2 separate regions of the Homo sapiens genome follow, and region 2 is linked to region 1. A link is an interaction called in ENCODE POLR2A ChIA-PET data of the cell type or tissue named here. Cell type or tissue: IMR-90. All regions are shown on one strand. Links, peaks and the distances in the headings refer to the core of each region. The heading gives the core; the rest is flanking DNA.

The links. ChIA-PET counts read pairs that join two places held together with the same protein. Peaks named below come from ENCODE experiments on the same cell type or tissue, not always from the same donor. Only the 100,000 strongest peaks of a DNase experiment are listed, where the experiment ranks them.
Region 2: POLR2A ChIA-PET joins it to region 1 with 7 read pairs; 2 of 35 experiments call an interaction of 5 or more read pairs at or near these places.

Annotation. Positions count from the first base shown.
Region 1 is chr9:94,235,756-94,241,377 of GRCh38, reverse strand. All of the region lies in intron 1 of LINC02603 (long intergenic non-protein coding RNA 2603), which reads left to right. Among named protein-coding and RNA genes, the nearest start is that of ZNF169, 21 kb to the left of the region's middle. In IMR-90, for the core only: no CTCF peak of the experiment used is centred there; no DNase peak of the experiment used is centred there.
Region 2 is chr9:94,670,644-94,676,265 of GRCh38, reverse strand. No RefSeq gene overlaps it. Among named protein-coding and RNA genes, the nearest start is that of FBP1, 34 kb to the right of the region's middle. In IMR-90, for the core only: no CTCF peak of the experiment used is centred there; a DNase peak (open chromatin) is centred at 2,955; H3K27ac peaks cover 366 bases.

The sequences.
Region 1 (5,622 bases), core at 693-4,692:
AGTGGTTTTTTGTCCTTGCGATAGTTTGCTGAGAATGATGGTTTCCAGCTTCATCCATGTCCCTACAAAGGACATGAGCTGATCCTTTTTTATGGCTGCATAGTATTCCATGGTGTATATATGCCACATTTTCTTAATCCAGTCTATCATTGTTGGACATTTGGGTTGGTTCCAAGTCTTTGCTATTGTGAATAGTGCCGTAATAAACATACGTGTGCATGTGTCCTTATAGCAGCATGATTTATAATGCTTTGGGTATATACCCAGTAATGGAATTGCTGGGTCAAATGGTATTTCTAGTTCTAGATCCTTGAGGAATCGCCACACTGACTTCCACAATGGTTGAACTAGTTTACAGTCCCACCAACAGTGTAAAAGTGTTCCTATTTCTCCACATCCTCTCCAGCACCTGTTGTTTCCTGACTTTTTAATGATCACACTCTAACTGGTGTGAGATGGTATCTCATTGTGGTTTTGATTTGCATTTCTCTGATGACCAGTGACGATGAGCATTTTTTCATGTGTCTGTTGGCTGCATAAATGTGTTCTTTTGAGAAGTGTCTGTTCATATCCTTTGCCCACTTTTTAATGGGGTTGTTTGTTTTTTTCTTGTAAATTTGTTTGAGTTCATTGTAGATTCTGGATATTAGCCCTTTGTCAGATGGGTAGATTGCAAAAATTTTCTCCCATTCTGTAGGTTGCCTGTTCAATCTGATGGTAGTTTCTTTTGCTGTGCAGAAGCTGTTTAGTTTAATTAGATCCCATTTGAGAAAATTTTACAATTTATTTTTTATTTTTATTTTTTTGAGATAGAGTCTTGCTCTGTCGCCCAGGCTGGAATGCAGTGGCACAATCTCAGCTCACTGCAACCTCCACCTCCTGGGTCCAAGCAATTCTCCTGTTTCAGCCTCCTGAGTTGCTGGGATTACAGGCACTTGCCACCACGCCTGGCTAATTTTTGTATTTTTGGTTAAGATGGGGTTTCACCATGTTGGCCAGGCTGGTCTTGAACTCTTGACCTCAGGTGATCCACCCGCCTCGGCCTCCCAAAGTGCTAGGATTACAGGTGTGAGCCACCGTGCCTGGCCACAGAAATTTTACAGTTTTAAATGCTTACATTTAAAAAGTAAATAGGTTTGAAATCAGTGATCTAAAATTCCACATTAAGATGAAAAAATTAAAATGTAAACAGAAGGAAAGAATAGTGAGTAGAAATCAATGACATATAAAACAGTCAACTTAAAAAATTAAAATGCCAAAAGTTGATTCTTTGAAAATATTGACAAATTGGACATTGTTCAGGTTTTATTCAGGAAAGCAGAGCCTTAATGAGTGTTACTGGATGAGAGAGTAAGATTAGGAGCTATACCTTATATAATAGTGGGAAGAGCTAGAGAAGTGAAGGTTCAGAAGTCCTCCTGAAGCATTGGTGCTAGATGACAAATTGGAGCCTAAAGAGATAATTGGCAATCCAATACTACTTTACTCTTGCAAGAATGGCCATAATCAAAAAATCAAAAAATAGTAGATGTTGGCGTGGATGTGGTGAACAGGGAACACTTCTACACTGCTGGTGGAAATGGGAACTAGTACAGCCACTGTGGAAAACAGTGTGGAGATTCCTTAAAGAACTAAAAGTAGAACCACCATTTGATCCAGCAATCCCACTACTGGGTATCTACCCCAGAGGAAAAGAAGTCATTATTCGAAAAAGATACTTGCACACACATGTTTATAGCAGCACAATTCGCAATTGCAAAAATGTGGAACCAACCCAAATGCCCATCAGTCAACAAGCAGTTAAAGAAACCGTGGTATATTTATATACAATGGAATAGTAGTCAGCCATAAAAAGGAATGAGTTAATGGCATTTGCAGCAACCTGGATGAGATTGGAGAGTATTATTCTAAGTGAAGTAACTCAGGTATGGAAAACCAAACGTCCTATGTTCTCACTCATAATTGGGAGCTAAGCTATGAGGATGCAAAGGTATAAGAGTGACACAATGGGCTTTGGGTGCTCAGGGGGAAAGGATGGGAAGGGGGTGAAGGAGAAAAGACTGCAAATAAGGTGCAGTGTATACTGCTCGGGTAATGGGTGCACCAAAATCTCACAAATAGCCATTAAAGAACTTACTCATATAGGCCGGGCACAGTAGCTCACGCCTGTAATCCCAGCACTTTGGGAGGCCAAGGCGGGTGGATCACGTGGTCAGGAGATTGAGACCATTCTGGCTAACACGGTGAAACCCTGTCTCTACTAAAAATACAAAAAATTAGCTGGCCGTGGTGGCAGGTGCCTGTAGTCCCAGCTACTTGGGAGGCTGAGGCAGGAGAATGGCGTGAACCCGAGAAGCGGGGCTTGCAGTGAGCTGAGATCGCACTACAGCACTCCAGCCTGGGTGACACAGCAAGACTCCATCTCAAAAAAAAAAAAAAAAAAAAGAGAGAGAGAGAGAGAGATAAAGATAGATAATTGGAGAAGCCTAGCACATTTAGTTACCAAAATGGGAATGGAAACAAGGTCATATGGTGGCTGTTGGCTCTGTTTAGATAACACTTCTGAAAGTTTGCAGCCAAGCATCTCCTGATTGGGCTGGGTTCAGCAGCTGGGAAGGAGAGCTGGATGTAAAACAGAGGAGCACCAGGATGAGCTGGAAACCACCAGGCAACTCTGCATCTGTCCATCAACTATCTCACACTGAACAGCTTCAGAGAGAGACTGCTTCTGCTTCTAAAATCTCATGCAGATTCACTAACCAAAACCATAAGGAGAAGTGAATTCTGGGTAATGTCGTTCACAGATTGACCAAGTTGCCAGCACAAGTATCCAGTACACCAAATAAGACAGAGAGACAGAGAGATGAGAGAACACAAATTCCTCATATCTGAAACAAAACTGGGAAGATTAGCAGTTTAGAATTAAAAGGATAATAAGTTATGCACAAGCTTATGCCAATAAATGTAATAACTTGGATAAAATAAATTTCTTAAAAGATATAAACTATTGTTAAACCTCACTTTAGAAGAAACAGGAAAACTTAACAGCTATAATGTGTTAATATAATTGAATTAGTCATAATTCCCTCAAAGAAAACTGCAGGCCCAGATTGCTCCTCTGGCCAACTTTGTAAAATATTTTAAGGAAGAAATAATACCAATCTTAAGTGCTTTCAAAAACACAGGAATGAGGAGCACTTCCCAATTTGTTTTGTGAAAACAGCATAATCTTAATATCAAAATCTGACAAGGACATTACACAAAAAAATTAATGCCAACATCCATCATGAATATAAATGTATCTTTAGCAAAATACTAGTTAATTGATTCCACCAGTGTAACCTTTTTGTCTGTGGCTCTAGTGCTATGAAGAACTCAAAATGGCCAGATAGTCTCAATTTCCAGTTCAGTATAATCACTGTGGTGTGCCCCAGAGAAATTATTCCCCCTTTGAGTACTAAAATCTCTAAGCCAGTGGAGCCCAAAGTCACGAGAACAAGAAGTAAAAATTTTTCTAATGGGTCATTTTGGTAGTAGAAATATAACTTCCACTTTGCTTTTTGGTACCTAGTGCAAATGGTGTAACTATGGGACAAACAGAACTATTTATTGTAAACAGTTCAACTATTTAAATAGTTATTATAGTTATTTATTGGTTTGTTGCTGCTTTAATTTGCGTTTTCTTAATAATGATGTTAAACATCTTTTCACATGCTTAATAGCCATTTGAATATATTCTCTCGTATTTAATTTTTTTCTATTTTTTTCTTTTATACTTTGTTGTAAAGTTTTAAAATATATATTCTGGGCCTGGCACGGTGGCTCATGCCTCTAATCCTAGCACTTTGGGAGGCTGAGGTGGGTGGATCACCTGAGGTCAGGAGTTTGAGATCAGCCTGGCCAACATGGTGAAACCCTGTCTCTACTAAAAATACAAAATTAGCCGGGAGTGGTGGCACATGCCTGTAATCTCAGCTACTTGGGAGGCTGAGGCAGGAGAGTCACTTGAATCTGGGAGTTGGAGGTTGTGGTAAGCCGAGATTGTGCCATTGCACTCCAGCCTGGGCAACAAGAGCAAAACGCTGTCTCAAAAAATAAAAAAATTAAATAAAAAATTAAAAAAATATATATATATGTTCTGAATACAAGTCCTTTATCAGATATTTGATTTGTAAAAGTTTTCTTAGTACGTGAATTATTTTATTTTCTTAATGATATCTCTTGAAATACAAATGTTTTTAATTTTGATCAAGTTCAACTTATCACATTTTTTTCTTTATTGGTTGTGCTTTTGGTATCATATCTAAGAAATATTTGCCCTAGCCAATATCATGAAGATTTTCTCCTATTTTTTTCTAAAAGTTTTATATTTTCAGTTCTACTTTTTAAAAAAAAATATTGCTATTTTGGTTCCATGTCGACTAATGTAGGCATTATCAAAAATATGCATTTTTATTTTATTTATTTTGTGAGACAGTTTCACTCTGCCACCTAGGCTGGAGTGCAGTGGCACCATCTCTGCCAACTGCAACCTACGCCTCCCGGGTTCAAGCAATTCTTGTGCCTCAGCCTCCTGAGTAGCTGGGATTACAGGCATGTGCCACCATGCCTGGCTAATTTTTTTTTTTTGTATTATTAGTAGAAACAGGGTTTCACCATGTTGGCCAGGCTGGTCCCGAACTCCTGACCTCAAGTAATCCTCCTGCCTTGGCCTCCCAAAGTGCTAGGATTACAGGCATAAGCCACCATGCCCAGGCTTCAGTTATACTTTTCTATAATCTATTTGGAGTTGATTTTTTTGTGTTTGGTATGGAGTAAGGTCTAAAAATTGTTTGTTTTGCATATGTATATCCGATTGTCATAGCACCACTTGTTGAAAAGACTATCCTTTTCCCTACTGGATTGCCTTAGCACTTTTGTCAAAAATCAATTGATCATGTATATGTGGGTTAATTTCTGGACTCTCCATTCTGTTCTATTGATTCATATGGCTATCTATACACCAGTACCACACTGTCTTCATTACCATAGCATTCTGTTCAATTTTAAAATCAAGAAACAGAAGTCCTCCCACATCGTTCTTCTTTTTCAAAATTGTTTTGGCTATTCTGCATCCTTCCATTTCCATATAAGTTTCAGGATCAGCTTGCCATTTCTGCAAAGAAGTCTGCTAGAATATTGACATGGATTACATGGCATTTATAGATCAATTTGGAGAGAGTTGTCATTGTAACAATATTGAATCTTCCAATCAATGAACATGGTATATCTTCTCCATTTATTTAGGTCTTCTTTAATCCCCCCACCCTGCCCCAGCAATGTCTTACAGTTTTTAGTCCACAAGTCTTAAAACCTCTTTTCTTAAATTTATTCCTAAGTATTTCTTTTTGATCTGTTATTATTTGAATTTTTGTATTGCTAATTGCAGTATATAGAAATACAACCAATTTTTTTGTATTGAGCTTGTATTCTGTGACCTTCCTGAATTCATTTATTAGTGCTAATAGTTTGCTATGAATTCTTTAGGATTTTCTACATATAGGATCATGTTGCCTGTGAATAAAGACAGTTTCACCTCTTTCTTTCCATCTGAACACATTTTATCTCTTTTTCTTGCCTGGT
Region 2 (5,622 bases), core at 744-4,743, 430 kb before region 1:
AGGAGTTCAAGACCAGCCTGGCCAACATGGTAAGACCCTGTCTCTACTAAAAATACAAAAAATTAGCTGGGCATGGTGGTGAATGTCTGTAATCCCAGCTACTTGGGAGGCGGAGGCAGGAAAATCGCTTGAACCTGGGAGGTGGAGGTTGCAGTGAGCCAAGATAGCGCCACTGCACTCCAACCTGGGCGACAGAGTGAGACTCTATCTCAAAAACAACAACAATAAAAATCCAGATAATGAATGTAAAACCTTAGTCATTATAAGTACTCAAGAAAATGATTGACAAAAGAAAAGATGCTGGGGTCCTGAGTTCCTGCTCATCTATGAGATGAGGCGGAGCTTAGGATCAGCCACAGAGGAGCAGAGGAGACATCTGGGTATGGTGACAGACTTGGAACCATGTCCAATATTTATGTGCAGCTATTTCAACCAAATTTATGAGAGTGGAGGGAAAGGATAGGATCCAAAAATGCTTCTGCAGCAATAATAATAAGCAAAAATTAAGTAACTTTGGATGCAAAAGACTCACTGTGCAGTGGCCAAGTCCAATTGCTTATAATGGCCTCCTCAGGAAAATATCTATTTCAACAATGTTCCAGGAATGCAGAGAATGCTGGAAATCATTTATTCCAGCTTATTTCTGCCCTTTCTCATGAGGAATGGGGGTAAATATGTAGACCAAGAGCAAAAGTTCACAACTGCATCTGTTGTCTCACTGGGGCAGATTTGTTCCTTTAAAGCTGTGAGGTAAAAAAATCCAAGTTCCAAAAGCTGGCTTTCAACTTTCCCCCACAGGGAATTCACTTATTTTGAATGGCACGGTTACAGGTTTCACTACAGAGTGGCAACCCCACTTCATCTCAGCCAAGAAACTCACGTTAAAGAAAAAACATCCAAGGCCTGCGGAGAACAGATCTAACGCCAACACAGTCAAATTAAACCCTGAAGCCAAAACATCTAAAAATAGGTATTCTCATATTGCTTGTTACTTTTTTTCATGGCATACAATGGAATACCTTAATTCTCTGGTGACTCTGTTAAGGACACAAATTTCATTCAGCAAATATTCCCTGAGACTTCGGGTGGGGTCACAGGCCTTAACATGTAAGCATTGTGTGAGCTTCCTGAACTCGAGGACCTTGCAGTTTAGGTGAAAATATGTGACAATTAACAAATACAGTAGTGAAAAGACTGTTCTAAGGCAGCATGTGATTCTGGATGAATGAGTGAAAGAGATAGCCGAGGGCTCCAAATTTAAGAGAGAGAAAGGGCCCTGTGGGCTGGACAAATCCGTTAAGATTAGACTTAAGGCAAATTTTGAAAAGGATGAAAAGGATTTGGCTAGAGAGAAGGGGCTGAGAGAAGCAGACAGTCTAGGCCAAGGCAATATTATGGGTAAAGATGGAGGGAAAATATGCATGCCATAGTCCAGGGGCAGAGTGGGAAATAATAATAGCAAAAGTTTATTGAGCACCTACTGTCCATTTGGAGGTGCTAAGCCGTTCAACATTATTGTCTCATTTAATGCTCAAAATATCCCCACAAATGAGGCATTCTTTCATCCAGGCAGGAGTGCAATGGCACCATCTCAACTCACTGCAGCCTCCGCCTCCGGGGTTCAAGTGATTTTCCTGCCTCGGCCTCCTGAGTAGCTGGGATTACAGGTGCCTGCAAAGACGCCCGGCTAATTTTTGTATTTTTTGTAGATACAGGGTTTCGCTATGTTGGTCAAGCTGTTATCAAAGTCCCGACCTCAGGTGATCTACCCACCTCGGCCTCCCAGAGTGCTGGGAAGACAGGCATGAGCCACTGTGCCTGGCCAAAAGAGGCATTCTTTTTTTTTTTTTTTTTTTGAGACGGAGTCTCACTCTGTTGCCCAGGCTGGCGTGCAGTGGCACAGTCTTGGCTCACTGCAACCTCCGCGTCCCAGGTTCAAGCAATTCTCCTGCCTCAGCCTCCCGAATAGCTGGGACTACAGGCGCCCACCACCACACCTGGCTAATTTTTTGTATTTTTAGTAGAGACGGGGTTTCACCGTGTTAGCCAGGACGGTCTTGATCTCCTGACCTGGTGATCTGCCTGCCTCGGCCTTCCAAAGTGCTGGGATTACAGGTGTGAGCCACTGCGCCTGGCCGAAAAGAGTGACTAGCCCAAGGTCAGAGCAGGGCAGTGATTTGAACTCAAGATGCAGGTTCAGGTCAGACTGTGAGAAGCCTCACTGGCTGTTTGTGTGGGGTAACCCATGAGGCAGAAATAATACAAAGAAAAAGGAGACTCAGGAGCCCGGGCGCGGTGGCTCACGCCTGTAATCCCAACAATTTGGGAGGCTGAGGTGAGCAGATCAGTTGAGGTCAGGAGTTCGAGACCAGCCTGGCCAATATGGTGAAACCCCATCTCTATTAAAAATACAAAAATTAGCCAGGTGTGGTGGCATGCGCCTGTAATCCCAGCTACTTGGGAAGCTGAAGTAGGAGAATCACTTGAACCTGGGAGGCGGAGGTTGCAGTGAGCCGAGATCGTGCCATTGCACTCCAGCCTGGGTGACAAAGTTAGACTCTGCCTCAAAACAAAACAAGACAAGACAAAACAAAACAAAACTCAACTTTTATTTTAAGTTCAGAGATACAAGTGCAGGTTTGTTACGTAGGTTAACTCGTATTATGGGGGTTGGTCACACAGATTATTTCATCACCCAGGTATTAAGCCCAGTAACCAATAGTTCTCTTTTCTGCTCCTCCCTCTCCTCCCACCCTCCACCCTCAAGTAGACTTCAGTGTCTGTTGTTTCCATCTTTGTGTCCATAAGTTCTCATTATTTAGCTCCTACTTCTAAGTGAGAACATGCAGTATTTGGTTTTCTGTTCCTGTGTTAATTTGCAAAGGATAATGGCCTCCAGCTCTATCCATGTTCCCGCAAGACATGACCTCGTTCTTTTTTATGGCTGCATTCTTAAACATTTTATCACCCCAAGGAGAAATTCCATACCCATTAGCTGTAATTTCATTCCTTCTGCCCTCAGCCCTTGGCAACTATTAATCTACTTTCTGTCTCTATGGATTTGTCTATTTTTGATATTTTATATAAATGGTATCATACAATACATGGCTGTTAGCCTAACATAGTGTTGTCAAGCTTTCTCCATATTGTAACATTTCTTTTTATTGATGAATAGTATTCCATTTGTTCAGCCATTCATGGACATTTGTGTTGTTTCCACTCCTTGGCTATTTAGAATAATGCTTCAATGAACATTTTTGTATAAGTTTTTGAGTGGACACATGTTTTCAGTTCTCTGGGGTATATACCTAGGAGTGGAATTACTAGGCCATATGGTCACTCTGTTTAACTTTTTGAGGAACTGCCAGACTGTTTTCCAAAGCAGCTGTACCATTTTATATATCCACCAGCAGTGTATGAGGTTTCCAATTTTCTCCACATCCTTGCTAACACTTATTATTGTCTGTCTTTTAAAATTATGGTTATCCTACTAGGTAGGAAGTAGTATCTCATTGTAGTTCTGATTTTCATTCCCCTAATGGCTCATGATGTTGAATATCTTTCCTTGTGCTTACTGGCCATTGTATATTCTCCTTGCAGAAATATCTACTCAAATTCTTTGCTCATTTTTATTGCCCTTTTATTGTTTAGTGGAGTTCTTCATATATTCTAGAAACAAGTTATTTATCAGATATATGATTTACAAATATTTTCTCCCATTCTGTGTATTTTTTTCACTTTTTATTAGTGTTCTTTGCCACACGAAATGTTTAATTTTTTTTTTTTTGAGACAGAGTCTTGCTCTGTTGCCCAGGCTGGAGTGCAGTGGCACGATCTTGGCTCACTGCAACCTCTGCCTCCCAAGTTCAAGCAATTTTCCTGCCTCAGCCTCCCAAGTAGCTGGGATTACAGGCGTGTGCCACCACACCTGGCTAATTTTTGTATTTTTAGTAGAGACAGGGTTTCACCATGTTGACCAGGCTGGTCTTGAACTCCTGACCTCAGGTGATCCACCCGCCTTGGCTTCCCAAAGTGCTAGGATTACAGGCGTGAGCCACCATACCTGGCCAAAATTTTAAAATTTTGATGAAGTTCAATTTGTTTATTTTTAATTGCTAGTGCTTTTGGTGCCACAGCTAAGACACTATTGCCTAAGTTAAAGTCACAAAGATTCACATCTGTATTTTTCTCTAAGAGTTTTATAGTTTTAGCTCTAAATGTAATTTAGGTCTTTGATACATTTTGAATTTTTTTTTGTATGTGGTGTGAGGTGGGGGGTTCAACTTTTTTATTTTGCATATGGATGTGTGTGGTTTCCCCAGCATCCTTACTTTAAAAGACTCTTCTTTCCTCATTGAATTGTCTTATCACCATTGTTGAAAATCAATTAATCCTGAAAGTAATGGTTTATTTCTGGACTCTCAATTTTATTCCATTTATCACTATGTCTATCCTTACAATAGCACCACATCATCTTGATTACTATAGCTTTGGAGTGGAAATGTGAGTCTTTCTACTTTGTTCTTTTTCAGGCCTGTTTTGTGTATTCTGGGTCTCTTGCATTTCCATATGAATTTTAAGATCAACTTTTCAACTTCTGCATAGAAAGCAGGTAGGCTTTTGTTAGGGATTATGTTGACTAATTTGAGGAGGATTATCATCTTAATGATGTTATCCTCCAATCTATGAACATGGCATGTCTTTCTATTTAATTCTTCTTTAGTTTCTTCCAAAAATATTATATAGTTTTCAGTAAACAAGACTCACACTTTTGATTTTTTCTTCTTTTTTGAGACGGAGTCTCACTCTGTCGCCCAGGCTGGAGTGCAGTAGTGCGATCTCGGCTCACTGCAAACTCCACCTTCCGGGTTCACGCCATTCTCCAGCCTCAGCCTCCTGAGTAGCTGGGACTACAGGTGCCCGCCACCACGCTTGGCTAATATTTTTCCTTTTGAAATGGAGTCTCGCTCTGTCGCCCAGGCTGGAGTGCAGTGGCGCGATCTCGGCTCACTGCAAGCTCTGCCTCCCAGGTTCACGCCATTCTCCTGCCTCAGCCTCCCAAGTAGCTGGGACTACAGGCGTCCGCCACCGCGCCTGGCTAATTTTTTTTGTATTTTTGGTAGAGACGGGGTTTCACCGTGGTCTCGACCTCCTGACCTTGTGATCTGCCCGCCTCGTCCTCCCAAAGTGCTGGGATTACAGGCGTTAGCCACCATGCCCGGCCATTGGCTAATTTTTTGTATTTTCAGTAGAGATGGGGTTTCACTGTGTTAACCAGGAGGGTCTTGATCTCCTGACCTCGTTATCCGCCTGCCTCGGCCACCTAAAGTGCTGGGAGTACAGGTGTGAGCCACCATGCCCGGCCAAGACTCACATTTCTTTTGTTAAATTTATTCAATATCTCATTCTTTTGGATGTTATTGTTAATTGAATTGGATTGTTTTCTTAATTTCTTTCCTTTTTTGTTTTCTTTGTTTTTTTTTGGTGAGACGGAGATTTACTCTTGTTGCCCAGGCTGCAGTGCAATGGCGCGATCTCGGCTCACCACATCCTCCGCCTCCCAGGTTCAAGCGATTTCCTGCCTCAGCCTCCTGAGTAGCTGGGATTACAGGCATGTGTCAC